2 separate regions of the Mus musculus genome follow, and region 2 is linked to region 1. The links are chromatin loops, found by intact Hi-C in ENCODE. Cell type or tissue: heart. All regions are shown on one strand.

Region 1 (2,500 bases):
CCTAATCTACATAGTGTGCTAGGCAAAGCTGGGGCTGCACAGTGAGACTCTGTACAAACAACAAACCAACCTCACAATGGGGAGGCTTTCTTGACCTTCACAAGACCATGTTCCCAGGAACAGGTGCATGTTACACTGATCTGAAAAGGAGCATCTTAGGACCCACAAGAATGATGGAGAGTGGCACGCCTAAGGCATCGTTAGCACTGAAAAAAGAAATTAGGGTGAAGTATTCCTTCCTCCAAATTACCCGAGATCTCAGAGAAATAAAAGTATCTCTGAGGATTTGTAGCTTCTTCCTAGCAATTTCTCCTGTTTTAAGCCATAGTAATCTGAGTACACTATTTTAAGGCCACAACTGGTGCTTTTTTTGGATAAGGCAAACTTTCAACTGCTTTCCACTTTAGTTCGGGTGACACTCCGGATCTGTGTGAAGGAGTTAACTTCAGGAGGTTTCTACCAAATCACTACTGCCAAACCTGAGTAATTACTCCCCTCCCCCCCTCAGTTGTCACAGTTCTTCTCCCGTCCTCTGTAGATGCTATCAGTTATAACATCCCCTCCCCCCCTCAGTTGTCACAGTTCTTCTCCCGTCCTCTGTAGATGCTATCAGTTATAACATCCCAAACATCTGCGCCGACCTTTCTGCCCTCTGAGAGTTTCCCTAAGTGAGGTACCCAAATATATTAAAAGTTTAACCCAAGAAACAGTAGTTACGGCTGTGTTAACAAGCTGACGCCGGCAAGCTGGCCACCAAGTGCAATGCCTGATCTTAGGTATTTATCCTGGGCTCTATGAACCTTTAAGAAATTCTATGCAAAACTGTGGCAACTTTTCTCAGGGGAGGCGGCTTCCACTGGCCAGCCCGGGACTCTGGAGTGTGAAGTGGGGTTGGTGACTGCCCTTTTAGGAGTTCATAGCCAGGCCCCTGGAAGGCCAGGGCTCCAAGATTGAGGAGCAGCTCTCACTCAGTAGCGTTCTCTCGGCTTTAACTTCCCGACGGACCATGAGTCTCCCTCCGAGCATCACCGAGGGCAGAGCCAAGGAGAGTTGGCCCGCATCCGAAACCCTCGGGTGGGAAGATGATGACCCGTGCCCAGAATTAGTAGTCCTCGGCACCCGGTGTTCGCCAAAGCCACCTCCACACTCCGGAACTGGAGTGCACTCAACTGAGGAGACGCGACGCAGACAAAAGAGGAGGGGCTGCCGACCGCACCCTCTTCGTCTTTCCCCGCCTCCTTTGTTCCTTCCTAAGCTATTATTGGCTGATGGTCCTCGGACCCGCGACCTTTTTTGATATTCTATTGGCTGAAGTCGCTGTCACTCTATAGGCGGCTCATTCGTGATTGGTCAAGGTGCCTCCCGGGTTTGAATCGTCTCCCCGGCTTTGGGAGGGTTCTGCCAAAGTGCCACGTTGGGCCGGGCAGCAGGCGTGAGGAGCCGGCTCCCGGCGCCACCCGGGGCGCGCTCGCTAGGGCGCCGGCCTTTGGGCGGCGCGGGATAGCGGCGAGAGCTGCTGCGGGACCTGCGTGTCCCGCCCCAGGGTGGCTCTGGCTGAGGGCGGCGGGGCCGGGGGAGAGCCCGGGGCAGCGGCCGAAACGGCAGGGCGGCGGCAGAGCCCGCTGCCCCCGGACGTCCCCGGCGACATGCTGGCAGATAACCTAGTGGAGGAGTTCGAGATGGAGGATGAGCCGTGGTACGACCACCGGGACCTCCAGCAAGGTGAGGGCGAGGTCGCCGGTCGGGAGGGGGGGGCGGGATTGTTGGGGTGGGAGTCCGGGGGTGGCAGGTGTGGAAAGTGCTAGAAAGTTCCTTAGGCTGGAGGTTTGGGATGCCGCGGCCCGGTGCTTCTTGCCCTCACCTGGCAACGGATCCGCCCATCCCGACCGCAGAGAGCAAGCGCGCGCGGCCCACGGCCCTGCGGGTGCGCCACACAGGCTGATGCTCGGTGCTTTAAGAAAGCGCTTGCCGGGTATGAGCGGATGGACCTCTGAGGTGGGCAGGAGTGGACCAGCTTGTCCTGCTCTAGAGGCGAGCTGCTGGCCTGGGTCCGGGTCGTGCTGCCCTGCCTGCCCCACATCGCCTTTCATGGTCCGCAGAGTCTGCAAAGCCGCTGCAGGTGGTGGGAGGGCAGTGCTGCTGTGCGGTACCCGCGCCATCTCTCTGTGAGAGTAAATTTTTTTTTTTTTGTCCCGTTTTCCAGAAAGCAGAGGCTAAAAGATTTAGGTGGATTCCCTAAAGCCGAGTATGAGGAGCCTGTAGACACTGTTCAGTTTCTTAGCATCCCAGTTTACAGCTTACTCAGTTGGGTATTAAACTGTTTTGTTTTGTGTTTTAATTTATTACTTAGCCATCGTTCATCGGGGGCTAAATGAAATTATTCGAGGGCAGCTCTTATCATGCGCTTATCTTTCTTTCGGGTTTTCAATTAAAAATAATCCTGCCTTGGTTTTCTTGCATCGGGGCATCTCCAGAGACAATCTCAAGAGTGCCCCCAGTC
Region 2 (2,500 bases), 92 kb before region 1:
CTCAACTTCCTGTCTAGAAGTTGCCTGGCTTAAAATTAAAATAGGCTCATGAGAAATTTCTATCCACAGAAACACAAGTGCTTTTCAGGAGAAGCTGACCCATTTCCTAAGTCATCTGTCAATCCCTTCCAAGCCTATGGGCAGTAGGAGCCTGGGCTGTGGGAAGCAGGCCAGGTCTGTTCCCTGCAAGCCACACTCTGACTACAAACAGACAATGCCAAAAGTGCACTTAGGTGTGCTCTTAGAGGCTGTGGTGACATGCCACTAAATTCATAGTGAGGCTTCTGATGCAGCGTGTGATAGAGCACGGGGAAAGGGAAGAGTACACACGTTTCAGTGGCCAGCACTGCATTCTCTCCCTGTCAGGGGAGTTCGTTCTTGGAGGGCGGGGAAGCTGCTTTTCTGGGCTTCCTTGAAGCAGGGTACCGGTGCCACACCTTAGCCTGTTGCCAAGACTGGAATGAGCTGGTGACCCAGAATAAAACAAGGCTTTTTGCCAAGTGCAAGCACTAATATCAAGTGGCTAGGGAGGTGGGCTGATGAGTGGGTGCTAATGACAGAATTTGCAGCACGTAGTACCCATCATCAGACCAGTTTCCCAGTGTGACTCAAGCTCCTCTTGACCTGGAGTTCACATGGTTCTCCAGGCCTTCTGAGACTCCAGGAGCCACTTCAAGTCCTGTTAACAAGTCTCTTTTTGCTGATCAGCTGAGTTCCTGATACTTACAAAGAACCACTTGACTAGTAAAGGCTGGGGGAGAGGGGGTGCTGTGTGTGACTCAGACCCAAAGCAAGCACCAAGGGACATAGCCATTTTGCTTATCAACACCAAGAAATCTTTCAATGCAAGCCAGGCGCACAAGCTTAACAGCAGCTGTGTACCTTTTTACCATGCCGGATGCTCTGGTCACTCCCTGGGTTTTTCTCCCAGGACTACAGGAAACATGGCCTCTGCTGCTGCTGCTCACGTCTAACAGTTTCTGGCCCTGAGAGGCCCTCTGCAGTGGAGCACATCAGTAAGAGCACTCTAAAATGCCAGGCTCTGCTTGAGGAGTACTGACCTCCTGCAAGCTCCACAAAGAATATCAAATGCCCATGGCAGTTTCTAACATACACGCACGCTTAGACTGAAATCTCAACTCTAAATGGTGAAACTTATTACAAACCATTCTTACACAATTTCTAAAAGTTCCTGCTTGTGCTTCCTTAATATGAGTTCCTCTCTTTACTTCTTCCTTTCTGAAAGGAGAAAAGTGGAGAAGGCGGCACATGCAGCAGAGATGGGCCCCGTGAGTGCACGCAGGAGCCGCCTCCGGCCAGAGATCAGCCTGATCCTTTTCCAAGTCGGTAAGAAGGTCAAGCTTTCCTTTTCTCCAGCTCATTAAGTGACCGCTGCTTCTCGCCTTATCTGTGTACTTAAGCTCTTAGCACATAATTTAAGAAGGCAGCACTACAGTAAGTCGGGGGCTGGAGGAGGTCACTTCTCCCACAGAATTAGGTACTAAAGCATAGCTGAAGAAAGGTTTCCTACCGGCCCTTGGTTGTTGATGCTGCTTTGAGCACATCTCACCAGAGAGAATCTGTGACCACTTGTGCTAGTCACTCAGTCAATTCCCACACAGGCAAGCTCTGGACTAATGTACACTGTACAATATTAGCTTAATACTTTCATAGCACAATGTTTCTAAAGGCTGAAAAGAACTTGGATTTAAAGCTGTAACTTGACCTAGAGAAAAGTCACCTGATAAAATAACTAATCTTTAAATTCTATCTCTACCTGTTCTAGCACTATAAAAGTTATTTATTTCATCATAGTTTAAATAATCTAAGATTTGTCCACTAAATCTGGATTGCAGGGCAACAAATGGAGCCAATGTTCTTGTAATTAATTTTTTTCTCATCTGTAAATACATGGTAGAGTAGCCTAATGGTGGAGGACTTGCCAAGCATATGTAAGGGTCTGGGTTCACTCTCCAGCACACACAAGAAAAGGAAAGGAGAAATGCAGAGGGAGGGGAGATGGGGCACGGGGAGGAGGAGTGAGTGAATTATTCCTAAATGTTAACAGTGGCTCTTCTGGCTGAGGAACCACGGTGATGTCTTATACTGCTCTATTGTCTGCCATGACTATACACTACTTTTGTACAGAGCTTTGTTGGAGTTAGAGAAAAGCTTTATCTTCCCATCTGTATTGTGAAATGTCTGCAGATATAATAACAAAAGGAGGGGATGAGATAGTGAGGAGACCTGAAACAAGCCCCAGTTAATGAACGCTAGGCAAGGCTGGGTCTGTGTGCTACTTTTGTACGTTTGACATTTTCTATAATAATAAATGTTGGGCAGGGCAGTGGTGGCACAAACCCAGCACCTGGGAGGCAGAGGCAAGCGGATTCTAAGTTCAAAGCTAGCCTGGTCTACAGAGCAAGTTCCAGGACAGTCAGGGCTACATAGAGTAACCCTGTCTCAAAAATATCATGATAATAATAATAGTAATTGTTAG

The links. Hi-C counts contacts between places; a loop is a spot of excess contacts. Peaks named below come from ENCODE experiments on the same cell type or tissue, not always from the same donor. Only the 100,000 strongest peaks of a DNase experiment are listed, where the experiment ranks them.
Region 2: it touches region 1 in a loop (2.1-fold over the local background); 1 of 42 quality-filtered maps calls a loop at or near these places.

Annotation. Positions count from the first base shown.
Region 1 is chr7:120,981,199-120,983,698 of GRCm38, reverse strand. Cdr2 (cerebellar degeneration-related 2) reads left to right here and starts at 1,387. Exons shown (of 5, transcript NM_007672.2): 1 at 1,387-1,722. The coding sequence starts at 1,647. It overlaps Mfsd13b (major facilitator superfamily domain containing 13B), which reads right to left and starts at 1,190. Exons shown (of 8, transcript NM_001374644.1): 1 at 969-1,190. In heart, no CTCF peak of the experiment used is centred here; DNase peaks (open chromatin) are centred at 1,288 and 1,928; H3K4me3 peaks cover 2,427 bases; H3K27ac peaks cover 2,401 bases.
Region 2 is chr7:121,073,286-121,075,785 of GRCm38, reverse strand. The region is part of intron 4 of Mettl9 (methyltransferase like 9); the gene reads right to left. It overlaps Igsf6 (immunoglobulin superfamily, member 6), which reads left to right and starts at 1,256. Exons shown (of 6, transcript NM_030691.1): 1 at 1,256-1,347. The coding sequence starts at 1,281. In heart, no CTCF peak of the experiment used is centred here; DNase peaks (open chromatin) are centred at 785 and 1,305.